Linked DNA regions of Homo sapiens: region 1 is linked to region 2. The links are chromatin loops, found by intact Hi-C in ENCODE. Cell type or tissue: natural killer cell. All regions are shown on one strand. Links, peaks and the distances in the headings refer to the core of each region. The heading gives the core; the rest is flanking DNA.

Region 1 (8,000 bases), core at 1-8,000, 410 kb before region 2:
CCAGAAGCTGAGTTACCTAAACGAGAGCATTTACAATATTTATATGAGAAGCTGGCAACTGGTGAGAGTATAGCAGTCAAAAAAAGAAAATGCTCACTCTTAGATACCTAAGAATTCAAAGCGTTTCAACCTAGAGCAACCACTAAAAAACCTGCACAGAGATGACAGTCAATATTACAATAGAGAAAATACAGTACTTAAAAATGTTCAAATAACCTGGTTGGGTGTGGTGGCTCACACTTGTAATCCCAGCACTTTGAGGTGGGCAATGGCTTGAGCCCAGGAGTTCGACACCAGCCTGGCCAACACAGTGAAATGTGTCTCTACTTACAAAAAAAAAAAAAAAAAAAAAAGCCAGGCATGGTGGTGGGCTACTCTGGAGGCCCTTGAGGATCACTTGAGCCCAGGAGATTGAGGCTGCAGTGAGCCATGACTGTGCCACTGCACCTCTAGTCTGGGTGACAGAGCAAGACCCTGTTTAAAAAAGAAAAAGGCCAGGCACGGTGGCTCATGCCTGTAATCCCAGCTACGCAGGAGGCCAAGGCAGGAGAATCACTTGAACCTGGGAGGTGGTGGTTGCAGTGAGCTGAGATTGTGTCATTGCACTCCAGCCTGGGCAACAAGAGCAAAACTCTGTCTCAAAAAAAAAAAAAAAAAAAAAGAAAAAAAAATGGTAGAACTAAACCCATACGTATCAATGATTACATTAAATGTAAATGGTCTAAGTGCATCAATGACAAGAGACACGGAAAAAACCAACATAACCCAGTGATCTGCTGTCTATAAAGAAAGTCAATTCAAGTGATTGATAGGTTAAAAGGATGGAAAAACCATGTAAACAATTAAAAATGGAGTGGTTATATGGACAGTTTCCTAATGATAAAAGGTCTAGTTCACCAAGAAGACAAAATAATCCTAAACGTATATGCACCTAACAGCTCCAAAAATTTATGAAGCTAGAACAGCTGAAAAGAGACAAACTAATGCACAATTACAGCTAGGGATTAATTTAACATCCCTCCTTAGTAACAGAACTAGTATATACACATTAATCAGTAAGAATATAGAACTGAAAATCATAAGCCGACTGGATTAAATTGACATTTATAGAACACACCACCCCAAACTAGCAGAATGTATCTCCTGAAGTACACATGGAACATTCAGCATGATCATATCTTTGCTCATAAACACACCTGATTTAAATTGACAAACTTGGATCTAGTATGATAAACTGATGGCTATAGACAAAATCAGCACCTTATTTATCCCCAAAGATGTTAAGTCACTTAACCTTGATGTGAATACGGTGGCCAAATTAGAAGCGGACAATTAGAATATAAAAGAAAATGCTCAAGAATTAAATGGTGGCCAGGCACAGTAACTCCTGCCTGCAATCCCAGTACTTTGGGAGGCTCGCTTGAGCTCAGGGTTTTGAGTCCAGCCTGGGCAACACACAGGGAGACCCTGTCTCCACAAAATGTTAGCCAGACATGGTGGTGTGCACCTGTAGTCCTCGCTACTTGGAAGGCTTAGGTGGCAGGATGGATTGAGCCCAGGAGGTTGAAACTGCAGTGAGCTGATTGTGCCCAGCCTGGGCAACAAAGCAAGACCCCATCTCAAGAAAAATAAATTAAAAAAAACTAAAGTATATGTGTTATTCTGTGAGTCATTCAACATTCTTGAAGTCCATCAATGTGTTAGGCTTTTGTGTTATGTATGAGGATTTTTAACAAGTTTTAACAGATATTCAGGAACACTTAGTTATTGTGACATTTCATAGATTATGGAAGCAAAAGCAGAGACACCACTTAAAACAATTTGCAGATCAGTTAAACTAACACTTGATATGCATTATCATGATGCTGCATGGCAATCCGACCAAAAAGTATTGGATCCACCAGACTAACCAGGGTAACAAGACTCAGAGTTAGTATACACATAACTATACACATTTGTATATATTCACTGTTAACTAAAACTTAGTTTTAACAGTGTACCTTATGATCGAAAGTGGTTGTTCAAAAAATGCCTGTAAACATTCCTCTGAATATATTCCTGTTATTTTATAATCACATTAATATTACATACTGTTACGTTTGTTTTATATGTGAGTCTGGCATTATAAATGCTGGCTGAATGAATTGGGCTAAGACAACTACAACAGATGTGATCAAGAAACCGATAGTGATTACCAGAAATTATATTTGGTGCTTACTCTGATGATGCTCTTAAGTTTTTTACAGACTATATGAACTCCTTTAATTTTCACAACCACCCTTTGAGGTAGATACATTTCTAATCCCCATGTACAAATGAGACAAAGGCACAGAGGTTAGTTCACATAGCTATGAGGCACAGGCAGAATTCAAACACAGGCAGTTTGGCTTCAGAGACCATGATCTTAACTGCTATGCTCTGATGTCTCTCCAAAAAAGTATAAACATGAGCAGGGTTAATTGTAGCAGCTACTTGGTTTTTACGTCAAGAATCATAAACCACAAGAGGAAACATGAAGTTTTTGTTTTTTACTTTTCAAGATGGAGTCTCGCTCTGTCACTCAGGCTGGAATGCAGTGGCCCTATCTCAGCTCACTGCAACCTCAGCCTCCAGGGTTCAAGTGATTTTCCTGCCTCAGCCTCCCAAGTAGCTGGGATTACAGGTGTGTGCCACACCTGGCTAATTTTTGTATTTTTAGTAGAGACAGGGTTTCACCATATTGGTCAGACTGGTCTTGAACTCCTGACCTCTGGTGATCCACTCGCCTCGGCCTCCCAAAGTGCTGGGATTACAGGCGTCAGCTACCGTGTCCAGCCGAAACATGAAGTTTCAAAATGCCAAGATGTATCACAGAAGACACTCAGCAGTCAGCCACATTTATCTTGGAGAAGAGTTCCAGGACTTAAATGTTTGAATAGTATAAACTAGTTTTTTAAAAAGTCTGCCTGAAGCCGAAGATTAAATACTTTAAAAAGTTCACTGGGTGATCTTGGCATGTTGACATTATCTTAACAGTCTAAGCTTGTTACCTTACACCAACCTGACAGGTTCATTAGAAGCACATGAATACATATAAAAGGCATAAAAGACTGGGTCAATGAATATGAGCTCTGAATTCTAAAATTCCTTTGCATTTCTAGGCAGTACTTACCATAGTATGTTTACGTACCTGGTGAGTGACAATGCTCAAAAATTTCTGAAGTATTCATCCACATTATGCTAGCGAAATGTCAAATTGTCCTTTAATATTCAAATGCATGAACCATCACTCCTTGGCCTTTTGGCCAAGATCAAGTGTAGTATCAAATGCATGAACCATGAAAGCTATCTTAAAAGGAAAGTAACATTTAAAGGAATTGAATATAAACCTTCGGTTAATCTTGCTAGCACGTAGTCAATACATCAGTATTTTTCTGCCCCTTTTATAGTCTTACTGGAAATGACTGTAAAACAGAAACAAAGCTAAGCCATGGTAAATAGAACATTAAATGCCCAACCTAATTTATTTTGCTAAGAGAAACTGATGAACTAAAAGAGAAACAACTATTGTCTACATTTTAGATATGGGGGAAAAAACCCTGAGATTACTAATTATGTATCACCATCCTCTTAATGTAGATCCTGAAAATGATGGTATCAATATAATACATACAGTGGATTCACCTTTTAAACTGGATCTATTACCTTTGATATTTGTCTTACACTGAAAAATTCTGACATCTTCAGGAAACCAATATGATGGATAAGCTAAATGTTGACTTAAAATAGTTAAACCCCTTAATAACATCCTTTAGTTTCTATTATTTCACTGCTTAAGTTCAGCATCTGAATAACAAAGGTAACATAAGTAGTACTTAAGATCCCAAAGGCCCATTACATTCTATCAATAAAGACAAAACAAAACTACATGTTTACTGAAAATAGTCTTTTTTTCTTTGCTTTCCAGTTTTACACTTTTGTTGAACACAAAAAAGTGGACAAGATCAAATAACTAGATGGTAAAACACTGATTTTTTAAAAATCACATCTTTAAACCCGTGAGAATCACAATTCAAAGTATGGCCACTGGGGGCAACCTGTAAACCTACAACCTTTTCTTAACACTGACACTATGTGACTGATTTTTCTTAAAACACAAATGCCATTAAGAAAGTATTTTTTGTTGACACATTCTGCAAAAAAAAAAAAAAAAAAAAAAAAAAATTTTTTTTTTTTGGAGACAGTCTTACTGTGTCACTCAGGCTGCAGTGCAGTGGTATGATCTTGGCTCACTGCAACCTCCGCCTCCTGAATTCAAGTGATTCTCCTGCCTCAGCCTCCTGAGTAGCTGGGACTACAGGCGTGTGCCACCACGCCCGGCTAATTTTTGTATTTTCAGTAGAGACAGGGTTTCACCATGATGGCCAGGCTGGTCTTGAACTCCCGACCTCACGTGATCCTCCTACCTCAGCCTCCCAAAGTGCTGGGATCACAGGTGTGAGCCACCACACAGGCCTGGCCCCCCATTCTGCAATTTTGGTTAACAGAATCTGAGGGTCCAATCATGTAAACAATTTATCCTATATATTATGAAAGAGTGAAGTTGTCATAGCAATATAATGAATAAAGTCTAGCTTCTCCCAAGAAAGAGCTAAAGATTAAGAAGTGCTGCATTCTTGAAGTTGGTTCAATTTTATCCAAGCTTATTTTAGGTAATCAAAGCCTGGAGCAATGAGCTTAGGTAAAAATTAGGAATACTGAAAGCTAGATTTGCTGCATTTATCATTTTCACAACACAATTAGAAATCTCAGAATCAGACATGAAAGAATAGTTTTTCCTGAGATTCAATACTATGTTGGAAGCCTCCCACTCCCTTGAAAACTAATATATTCTATTTTAGTCTTCGTAGGTTGACTAATAAAAAGGTCTAATAATTCAGGCACACACTTTGGCCAAGTTTAGCTTTATCACATCTAAAAAAAATTTATGTATAAAACAAGTATCAGTTCAAAAATATAGATTACTTTTTAAGAAGAACCTGCAGGAAGTATAAAAATATTAAATCTGGTGGAAAGGAACTGTTACACCTGCCTGAAATTGAGAGGCTGTAATGTTAATGTACATTACAGTATTGTTAGGTACAGCTGCTCTCCAGGCAGCTTGTTTTACCGTTTAGATCAGAGGTACTCGACACAGATTTCCAATTCATGTTACTAACAGGCGCCCTTAAAGTGCTCCATTCCCCTTGCTTGGTACTCCAAAAAACCATCCTGGTCCCATTATCATGTCCTTTCAAAGAAGCATAATGGCTAGCCATTTTGGACTTCTAGAGAGAGCTCTTCGGAGATTTTTCTTCTAGAAGATTAAGAAGTCTTTTAAGAATTACAGGTTCAGACATACACTCATCACAACAGTCTAGATTGCTTCGAAATACGAAATGAAGCTGAAATTAATTTTTACATTTAATTTTATACCTTAAATTTCTTTATCATTGAGGTGCCAATGTTTTAATGGAAAAGTAGAAAACAGTATAAAATTCAGTATCACCTATTTGTCTCAAATACAAGTACAGTGAGTATTAAACAGGAATGACAATAGAGTAGCAAAAACAGAACTGTAGATTTGCCCAAATTAACTGTTTCTCCGAATTTGAGGTGTATGGCAAGTTGAATCTTTGATCTCTCAGCAGTTGTTAATTACATTATCAGCTTAACGCTTTCAAACACTACGGGAGGCATTTCTCTGTTCACATAGACTTAAGTACACATATACTAAGCTGTAAATAGTCTGCCTTCCATTAGTTTGGTCTCTAAGCACTATAAATATGTCGACTTCATATCAGTCTATGAGACCCAGTGACCCCCTTTTCAGAGGCATCGGTAATACATTTGGCAAATGTCTTGAAACATGAATTGTAAATTAACATAGGTAGAACCTTGATAATAAGAGTCCCAAATATGTATTTTTAAAAATGTTAACATTAGGAAAAAAATATTATAATCATCAGCTCTATTTCCTGAAAAAGTTCAGTTGAGGTAACCTCTGCAAGTCACAGCTCCACATTTACATACTGTTCTGACCCTCTTTTTGGCTGGGCTGTGGTCAATAGAATCTGAAGATATATCTCCAGAACCTGAAGACACAGAAAAAGAAATATAGGAGAAAGAGAGTTAAGACAATTTAGAATAAATTTCAAATTTTCTATTATATTAGCTTTATTATCAGTGATAGAGGGTACTTACATGGTCAAGACCCTTAGAGTAAGTTAACTCCCAAGGAAATGTAGTTAGTTCCCTTTGAAATATTTACAAATAAATGTTAATATTCAGCGTCAAATCATAATGAATTGTCTTGAAAGGATGGTGTGGGTTAATAATAGGTAAACTTTATGTTATTAGCCCATATTTGTCAGAAAGGATTTCTGAAATGATGAAACTTACTGGGAATATCTAATACACATTCATTTCACACCGTATATAAAAGCACAGTATGTAAGAGGTTAAGCAATGACAATATGTAAAGGCCATCATTCTTAAAGGAAAGAAAACATTTATATTGTCACAATAAAGCAAATAGAATTAAATGTTCTTTTTAAAAGCCAGGTTCAAGTAGGAATAGAATAAATTTGTATGTGATTTAAATATTTTCAATCTTTTGAATATACATCTCTCAGTAAAAATTCAAAAATGTAGGCTTATAGTTTTTTTTTTCAGACAGGGTCTCTGTCGTCCAGGCTGGAGTGCAGTGGTGCTATTCACAGCTCAACTGTAGCCCCAACCTCCCTGTCTCAAGCCATCCTCCCACCTCAGCCTCCCGAGTAGCTGGGACTACAGGCACACGCCACCACGCCCGGCTAGTTTTTTCATATTTTGTAGAGACAGAGTTTCACCATGTTGCCCAGGCTGGTCTTGAATTCCTGGGCTCAAGCCCAGAGTGCTGGGATTACAGGCAGGAGCCAGCATGCTTAGCCCACAATTTAAAAAAAAAAAAAAAGACAAGTAGTACAGTATTAAGATGCTATAATAAATAAATCAGTTTCCAAAATGGAAGTTCTGAAAATTTACGATGTAGAACCATTCCTCAGCTGAAGCTCAGGCAGACCTGGGTTCTAGTATTAGCTGTTGGATTAGCTTTGTACCTTAGGATGACAAACTTAGTGCCTCAACTTTTCATCTTTAGTATTAGGTTTGGTTCAAATATCTAAGGTCTGTTCCTAGTCTGATTTGATTCTTCATATTGAAACTGACACCAATGAAACTGTACTTGAAAAGCATACCTTTCATTTGATAATCAAAAGTCAGCTCTTCTCCAGCATTTATGGTTCTTGTGGAAAACAATGCTATTCGGGGAAGACGAGTATCGAGGTTATCAATGAAAACATTGAACACCTGAAGATTTGGGTCACACTAAAAAGGAACATTAGAACCCATTTAAGTACAAACGGTGTAAACAAGCCCTTCTACATGCCATATAAAATGTTTACTTTCCTAGAGATTTAGTTTAAGTTCCACTGGAAATTAAGTTGCTTATTGCTTAGAGGTCTTTGAGGCATGCACATTTAAAAAGATTTTTTTCCCTTATAAAAACTTCAGACAAGTATAAAATAGAGAAAATAAGAAATCCCTATGTATCCACTATACAGCTTCAACAATTAGTAACATGCTTGCCAATCTTATTCCTCTAGTCCCAACTTTTTTTTTTCCTGGAGAATTTCAATACAAATCCCAGATAACATTATTATTTCACTGGTAACTATTTCAGTAAGGCATACACTTTAAAATAACTAGAACAACTGTGTTTAAAAAATCAAATCTGCACTACAGAACTCAAATTTTACACTGCATGGAGTTTCACTGCTTGAATTTTTGGTCCAAACTCTTCAATGTTTTGAGAATACTACAGTAAACTTACGGAATATGCAAGAAAAAAGATGTAGTGAGTCATACTAAGGAATCAAAACTGTTTGATGGCCCTGGATAGAATATCTCTATTTTGAGAGTATCTCGAATTTATCATTAAG
Region 2 (8,930 bases), core at 514-8,513:
CCTGTTCATGGATTAGAAGAATTAATATTGTTAAAATGGCCATACTATCCAAAGCAACCTACAGATTCAATGCCATCTCTATCAAAATTCCAATGTTTGAAGCTTGGTCTAGGAGAATCAATAGTATTGTGTTCTCTCAAAGGATAATCTATAGGGCACTTGATTGACAAGGGGCTTGAACAAAAATATAAGACACAATCAATAATCTATCTCCCATAAAACATGCAGGGAGATAACTTGAACTTATCTATATTCCACTCTGCTTTTCGCTAGACTGTATGCCTTGTAAAAGTCAATTTTTCCGAAAGTCAATTTTTCCAAAAGTCATTCTTTCTTTCAAAGCATATTGTTTGCAGTCTTGAATGGTGGAAAATAAGAGCAGAGAGGAAACTTCTACGTTGAACCTGATATTTTAACACCATAGGCCCTCCAAAAGTTATTTTTACTTTGAACAAATACAAAAATAATGCATAACTTTATTCCATCCTGATTTGCCCCCCAGCTGGCTGACTTCATTGGTTCATAAATTGCCCATGATGAATGAATTGACCTAAAGCCTTGAGCAGATGAATTTTGTGGTCAAGATTTGCTGAAAAATATATTTTTTCTCTTGTTTAGATATATCATTCCCTCAAAGAAAGGGAGTATTAACTCTGGGGTATTGATTTCCTTCTGAAAGGGACTTGGAGACCGTTGTCTTTCCACAGCCAAAAAATAAAAATAAATAAATCAAGGCTTGAATCCTTTCAAGAAATTCAAAGCAACTCCAGTTAGGCACTACAGATATTTAAGTAAATATCTGTATTTACTTAATATTTTACTTAAAAGTAAAACGTATCTACTCTGGCAGCTGGTAAGTGGTTATTTTGCATTGCAAATTTACCACAAAGCTTGTTACTTACCTATGTGCTGGAAGATGCCACCCTGCAATCTCAGAACACTGCCCATGGGTTCTCTCTGTGGACACGGTGATGGGTCTGCATGGAAGAGACCTCTTTCATATTGTTGCAGGGCCCACAAAGACTTTTAGCCCCCTAAAGAGGCAGGAGCCCAGTGAGAGTGAACCCACAAGGCAAGTCATGCCAATAAATCCAGCCAAGTGGAAACCACTAGACAGACGGGAAGATCACGGACAAGTCTGATTCCCATAAAATGGAATGTACATAATTTCCCTTTTTCTTCCACAATTTATTTTTCAGGCAAGGGAATTTAATATATAATAGGGACTTGGCTGATCTCAAAGGCAGGCTATTGCTGCTGCTCAAAGGCAGGCTAGCTCTCATTGACAAGCTATTAGTCTTAAAGATAAATCTCTCCTCTCATCCTCAGCACAACTCATTGACTTGCCCTCCCTCTCTTCCCTCCTCTCTTTCTTCTCTTCTTCTTACAAACAAAACAAAACAAAAGAGAGGTCTTCTTACAAACAAAACAAAAGAGAGGTCTTAACTGCTGATCATAACTGGTTATTCAGCCGGGAGGGTTCTTTTCCATAGTCATGCAAACTAGAGGCACTAATGAATCAATTTTCTGTCTTGGAGGTTACTGCTTGTATTACTTTATTTTCCATCATGGCTTATGTTGCCTATACAGGATCCCCAGGTACCTCCCCAAAGCATCATATTCCTCCAGGCTGGGCTGGCCCTTTGGGTAGCACTGTATGTACTTTCCTCCTACCTGATTTTGCACGGGATGGCTTTGGCTCTAGGACATTGTCACCCCTCTCTCCCTGGGACAGAACAATGAGGCAAGACAGACTGGGAGGCCCCAGGGAAGTGAGGTGGAGGAACAGGAACCCCAGGCAGCAAGGGTGATGAGAGTCAAGAGGAGACCCACCTTTTCCCATTGTCTCACCTCCCTAGGACATGCTCACTTTATTTTGTGTCAACTGACACACATCGAGTACCTGCCTTGTGCTAGTCGGCATGAGAATAAAAAGTGAGTAGGGCAGAGTCTCCATCCATGGGCTGATTCTTGGGAGGCCCCAAGGTAAGCAAGTGTTCCCAGCATGCCAGGATCCTCCTTGTATAGTGACCTTGACCAAAGTGGGTACAAAATGTGCTGTTGGGGCCACGAAAGAGCAATTTACATTTTCCTAAGAGTTCCAGGGAAGGTCAGATCCAGTTGTCACAAGCAAGTACCGCGGTCTTGTCTATGTCACCATATGGACATACTTAGAGGCTCCACACACACACATTGCTTTTTACAAGAGCAAAATGCAGAGAACGAAGGCAATAGCCAACTCTCAGTTATCGGTGGCTTCTTTTCTCCAACTGTTGGACTAATTCTCACTACTGACAGCAAGAAGCCAGGGGGCATCTGGGGCTAGTCTCCTTCAATAGAATGGCTGTGTGTGTGGGAGCAGGGGTGGGGGGGGTGTCGGGGAGGGGGCTGCTTTCCATAACCAAGGTCAGATGGAATTCACATTGGATGTTGGCTTGGATTTTGGGGGAAAAATTGAGTGGGCAATAGAATAAGGAGCACAGGCTCTGGAATCAGAGAACTTGGATTTGAATCATAGTCCCATCGCTTTCTAGCTTTGTGATTCTGGGAAAATAAATGCTTTGGCCCCAGTTTTCTCATCTGTAAAATGGGCGTAACTGACCAGGCATGGTTGCTCACATCTGTAATCCCAGTACTTTGGGAGGCCGAGGCAGGTGGATCACTTGAGGTCAGGAGTTCGAAGCCAGCCTGGCCAACAGGGCGAAACCCCGTCTCTACTAAAAATACAACAAGTAGCCAGGCATAATGTTACGCGCCTGTAATCCCAGCTATTCAGGAGGCTGAGACACAAGAATCACTTGAACCCAGGGGGCAGAGGTTGTAGTGAGCCGAGATTGCACCATTTAACTCCAGCCTGGACAACAGGGCAAGACTCCATCTCAAAAAATAAAAAGTAAAATAAAATGGGCATAATGATTTTGTTTGCCTCATTGAGCCGTTGTAAGAGTTAAAGGAGTAGGGTAGGTATAGTGGCTTATGCCTGCAATCTCAGCACTTTGGGAGGCCGAGATGAGAGGATCACTTGAGGCCAGGAGTTCCAGACCAGCCTGGGCAACATAGTGAGACCCTGTCTCTACAAAAAATAAAAAAAATTTAGCCAGATGTGGTGGCACCGGCCTGTAGTCCCAGCCACTTGAGAGGATGAGGTGGGAGGATTGCTTGAGTCCAGGAAGTTGAGGCTGCAGTGAGCCACGATTGCACCACTGCACTCCAGCCTGGGTGTCAGAGGGAGATGTCCTGTTGAAAAAAAAAAGTGTTAGAGGAGATTCATGTAAAGTGCTTAGTAAACATTAGTGATGATGATGATTGCTGTTCTTTTGTTTATATTTGTTATCTACACTTATTTATGAAGTTCAGGAAGTCCAGGCTCAGTCACAGGCTCTGGGGTGGGGCAGAGTGGCTGCAGTGTTGCTCACACACCCAACGTGCAGGGCCAGGGCCATCCTAGATACAACCCCTCACCACGTGGTATGATTTGAAGCCATAACGTCCAGCTGCCCTCAAATGCCTCTTCTAAAATCCTACCGTGTTAACCTTTTTTTTTTTTTGAGACGGAGTTTCACTCTTGTTGCCCAGGCTGGAGTGCAATGGCACGATCTCAGCTCACTGCAACCTCTGCCTCCCAGGTTCAAGCGATTCTCCTGCCTCAGCCTCCCAAGTAGCTGGGATTACAGGCATGTGCCACCATGCCACCATGCCTGGCTAATTTTTGTATTTTTAGTAGATACGGGGTTTCACCTTATTGGCCAGGCTGGTCTCAAACTTCTGACCTCAGGTGATCCACCCCCCTGGGCCTCCCAAAGTGCTGGGATTACAGGCATAAGCCACTGCGCCCAGCCCTGCATTAACCTTTAAAGTCCCAACCACTGTGTAGCGGTAAAATTTCAACATGCTGTTGTCTGGGGAAAGACAACGCATTTACCCTTTTCTACCTGGCAGAGATACCTTAATACATCCTCAAGCATTGGGTACAGCTGGGACAACCCCTTTTGGCTTGGCAACGGAGAAGTGGGACCAGGCGGTGGGGAAGCCAGTCAGGAGCCATGAGGAGCCTGGGACAGGAGGATGGTCAGTGACAGACAGTGTGGGGGTGAAGCATGTGGGGTTGGAGGCTGGGACATAAGGCCTGGCGCATAGTAGGCCCTCAATAAATATTTGCCATTAAATGACAGGGCCTGGAAAGAGGGAGCTGGGCACTGGCAGGCGTCGCTTGTCATCAGTGTGTCCAGGGCTGGCCCAGCCCAGCCAAAGTCAAGGTGCCTTCCCGGCGAGGAAGGCAGATGGTAGGTTTTCTCGGCCCGTTCTAAGGCCCGGAGGAAGCCTTTGTCCCTGCAGCAAGAACGCCTAATTCAGCCGTTTCTAGGAATCAAGGCTTCTCCTAAGTGTCTTCTTTTATGACTGGGCAAGATAGTCAATTGCTGGCCTCCAGAGAGGAAGGAAAACCTTTCCATGCCTGCTCTTGGCAATAGCAAGGTTGGTGACGTTAGGCTTCGGCAACTCGGGACTTAATCCTTTCTGCTAAGTATCTGCAATACTGAGAGGTTGGGAAGCTTACATGAAATAATAAAACCCAGCCCTAGCCGAGGGCCAGGGCTATACAGACCCTACCAAGGGATGCGGCCGCTACTTTCACCGTCCTTAAAATGATGCGCGTTGCTGCCATCTAGTGTGCACCAGCAGAACGTCTTAGTTTTTAAAATTAGAATCGCAATTCATAGGCTGGGCACAGTGGCTCATGCCTGTAATCCCAGCACTTTGGGAGGCTAAGGCGGGAGGGTTGCTTGAGGCCAGAAGTTCGAGACCAGCCTGGAGAACATAGCAAGACCCCCCCCACTCCCTTCCCATCTCTACAAAAAATTTAAAAAGTTAGCTAAGCGTGTTGGCTCACACCTATAATTCAAGCACTTTGGGAGGCTGAGGTGGGAGGATGGCTTGAGCCCAGGAATTTGAGACCAGTCTGGGCAACATAGTGAGACTCCATTCCATCGCTATAAAAACAATAATTATAATTTGTTTATTAATTTATTGAGTTCTAATATTCTGTTCTTGGTCTGAGGTGAACTAGTTCAAATCATGAGCAGTAAGCATTATGATTACACCTCTCAGTTTGATATGATAGGTTCAGGCACAAAGAGTAAAAAGTCCCCTTTTCTAGGCCCAGTGCTGCCTCTTACTGTGAGGGCAGTGAGGAAGTCATGGAGACTCCTGGTGTGGTTTTCCTCATCTGTAAAACCTACTCGCCGTCCCGCTCCTGCCCACGGTCAAGTATTGCGAGAATTGCAGTTTCACACATTCATTCATCCAGCACATGGGTACCAGGCGCAGGAGCCCTGGGAGTGTAAGGAAGCCAGGGCTCCTGCCATGGGGGAGATGACATTCTATGGGGAAAATAGAAATCACACACTCACACACACCCGTGCACTTGCATGAACACACACACACAATGGACAAAGCATGAAGCCATTTCTCACAGTGACTAATAGAAGTCCCACCTCCTCCATTCCTTGCTTCCAATCGCTCTCCTTTCATAATAGGCCAGTTCTTTCCTAAAACACAAATCTGAGCCTCTTACCAACTTGCAGAGAAACTTTCTTCCTTGTCAATACCATAAGGTTCAATTGCTCTGTCATGGAAGCTACGGTACCAATCACGCCAGCCAGCTTCCTCAAGCTACTTATGGTTTTCTGATACAACAACAGGTAACATTTACCATGTGCCAAGTATTTTGCTCAGTGCTTTATAGATCAATTTGCATATTCATCTTAAGAGTGATGTTGTGTTATTACCCCTCCCCCATTTATCTACAGGGAAACTGAGGCAGAGAGAAGTAAAGGAATATGTCTAAGGTCACACAACTAGTACATAGCAGCCCGGAATTTGGAGCTTGCAGTGAGCCGGGATCGCGCCACTGCACTCCAGCCTGGGCGACAGAGCGAGACTCCGTCTCAAAAAAAAAAAAAAAAAAAAAAATAGCAGCCTGGAACTGAAACCCAGGTCTCTGACTATGGAGCCCGCGCCTTTACCCACTCGGCCACACTGCCATGCTGCTTCCTCCCGGGCAATGCAGCACCTTCCCTCCCTTCGCATCTGGTGGGTCGGCCTTTTCATGGCCTCCTGGTGAAATCTCACCAATTGCAGATGAGCTGACTCAAGCATCCTGCCCGTGAGACTGCTCCTGACACCCACGTGGTGCAACTGCTTTCCCACTGCCAGTGCTGGAAGCCTCATTCGAAAGTGTCATGCCTGTCAGGCACGATAGAGGTTGTATACATGTTTGTCTCCCTGCACACATGGCAAGGGCCTTGGTAAACAGCTGCAGCCGTCTCAACTAAATAAAGGTTTGCTGAATTGTAGTAAATGAAACAGCACAGGAGAAACTGCTCTGTAAACTATAAAACATCAGAGAAACATGAGCCAGCAGATCCTTTGAAAAGTTCTTCATAAAATGTAAACAGATTTAGAGTATGAAGTATTCATTTATGCACAAGCGTTTTCTTCTTTGTGATTTTAGGCCACTTTCTCTGCTAACTAATAATTGCTTCTGCCTTTTCTTTTTAATATAATTTAATTTTAAATTCAATTTAATTTTAAATTCTGGGATACATGTGGAGGATGTGTAGCTACATAGGTAAACACATGCCACGATGGTTTGCTGCACCTATCAATCCATCACCTAGGTATTAAGCCCAGCATGCATTAGCTATTTTTCTGAATGCTCTCCCCTCCCCAGCCTCCCCCGACAGGCCCCAGTGTGTGTTGTTCCTCTCACTGTCCATGTGTTCTCATTGTTCAGTGCCCACTTAAAAGTGAGAACAAGCGGTGTTTGGTTTTCTGTTCCTGCGTTAGTTTGCTGAGGATAATGGCTTCCAGCTTCATCCATGTCCCTGCAAAAGACATGATCTCATTCCTTTCTATGGCTGCATAGTATTCCATGGTGTATATGTACTGCATTTTCTTTATCCAGTCTATCATGGATGGGAATTTGGGTTGATTTCATGTCTTTGCTACTGTGAATAGTGCTGCAATGAACATACGTGTGCATGTGTCTTTATAATAGAATGATTTATATTCCTTTGGGTATATACCCAGTAATGGGACTGCTGGGTCAAATGAGATTTCTGGTTCTAAATCTTTGAGGACTCGTCATAGTGTCTTCCACAGTGGTTGAACTTGCCTTTTCAACCAAGGGTCACTATATGGGGAAATGTTCCTGTTATTGACTTAGAGATTTGAAACTGTAAACTATCACTATGCACACTTTGCACAAAAGCAAGCATTTCCCTCCTTAAAGATCTTTAAAAAGCAACAGTGAAGTGACTCCTATTGGGGGCAAATCTCTCCGGGTAATGGAAGCTGACCTAGCAGTCAAACCCTTGATTCTGGCTGGGGCTCTGTCCCTCACTGGCTGTTCCCTATTGACCTTCTCAATGGTACAACAAAAGCCACCAAATGATTTCTGAGGTCCCTTCCAATCCTAGGATTCTCAGATTCGCATCTTGGCTCTGCAGTCTCATTCCTTGGAGCCACTTAATTGATTTTGGAAATCAGTTTCCATGCTTATAAATTGGACCTGGACCAATCCAGCAGAAAACTGTGAATGCTACAGAGAAATATTAATGTAAATTGCTCATGCAATTTAAAATCAAATAAATGCAGAGAAGAAAAAAGGGGTTGCGTTGCCCAGAAGTAAGTTAAAAAGAAGAGCCTAGTGATGGGCGATTCTCTCTTTTTGGTAGATGAGTTAGGTAGGTGGAGCATGAAATCTTTTTTTCTTTGGGATGATGAACTGAGATTTATACAATCAATAACATTGGAAACTATCTTCCTTGTTCTCTGGCTTCTTTCTTTTTTTGGTCATCACCTGCTTTCAATTCTGGACAGAGCTAGCTCATCGCTCCTGTGATTCTCCTGAACAAAAATTCTACATTCAAAAGCTTGAAGCTTAAGGCCCTCCTGTGGTGTTCTTTTAGCTGCTAATGAAAATTTTTTTTATATGAGATAATTTGTAGTCAGGGAGTAAATATAACATTACAAACCCAAAATTTAAAAACATAATATATGCTTCAAAGAGATCAAACAGTAGTCAAAAACAATCTTAAAAGTCTAGGCAAAGGTAGTTTCAAAGGCAGGTTCTACCAGAAAGTCCAGAAAAAATAATTCCAATTTTTCACAAACTATTCTTGAGTACAGCAGGAGAGGAAACACTCCTCACCTCAATTTGAGGCTTCCAAAATCTTGATGCCAAAACCTACCAAGGATAGTAGAAGACAGGAAAATTACTGGCTGACCACACTTAGGATCATGAATGCAAGAATTCTAGGCAATATATTGCCAAACCAAATCCAGCAACATCTCAAAGGGATGATCATAATGAAGTCTGTGTATTCCAGGAATGCAAGGCTAGCGTGACTTTGAGCATCAGTTAACGTAATTTTCTAAAGTATTTGATTAAGGGAGAAAAATTATATGATTATTTCAATAGATATAGACAAATATTTAATAAAATTCAATATCACATGTGATTTTTAATAAAATCCTTCTCAAACTAATTCACTTAACATAACTTATACCTAAAAAATAAACAAAACAAAACAAATCATAAATTCTGCCACAGTTGTCATTCTTAATGGTGAAAAGGTGAAAATATTTCTTTTTAGATGAATAATGATGGAAGGGTCCTAACAATCTTTTTTCTTTTCTTTTTCTTTCTTTCTTTCTTTTTTTTTTTTTTTTTTGAGAGTGGGTCTCACTCTGTTGCCCAGGCTGGAGTGTGGTGATGTGATCTTGGCTCATTGCAATCTCTGGGCTCAAGCAATCCTCCCACCTCAGCCTCCAGAGTAGCTGACAACCGGGCGTGCACCACCACACCTGGCTACTTTTGTCTTTTTTGTGGAGATGGGATTTCCCCATGTTGCCTAGACTTGTCTTGA

Evidence for each region. A loop is a pair of places that touch in the nucleus more often than their neighbours do. Peaks named below come from ENCODE experiments on the same cell type or tissue, not always from the same donor. Only the 100,000 strongest peaks of a DNase experiment are listed, where the experiment ranks them.
Region 1: a loop joins it to region 2, with 5 times the contacts of the local background. A loop is called at or near these places in 4 of 110 quality-filtered maps.

The regions. Positions count from the first base shown.
Region 1 is chr10:14,900,519-14,908,518 of GRCh38, reverse strand. SUV39H2 (SUV39H2 histone lysine methyltransferase) reads right to left here. Exons shown (of 6, transcript NM_001193424.2): 5 at 7,257-7,386; 6 at 4,204-6,113. The coding sequence ends at 6,007. It overlaps DCLRE1C (DNA cross-link repair 1C), which reads left to right. Exons shown (of 14, transcript NM_001033855.3): 14 at 1-3,906. The coding sequence ends at 111. Among named protein-coding and RNA genes, the nearest start is that of SUV39H2, 26 kb to the right of the region's middle. RefSeq lists an enhancer at 3,466-4,166. In natural killer cell, for the core only: CTCF peaks have their summits at 3,832 and 4,044; DNase peaks (open chromatin) are centred at 2,438 and 4,078.
Region 2 is chr10:14,494,838-14,503,767 of GRCh38, reverse strand. No RefSeq gene overlaps it. Among named protein-coding and RNA genes, the nearest start is that of MIR1265, 63 kb to the right of the region's middle. In natural killer cell, for the core only: CTCF peaks have their summits at 4,470 and 4,670 (motif pointing left); a DNase peak (open chromatin) is centred at 4,647.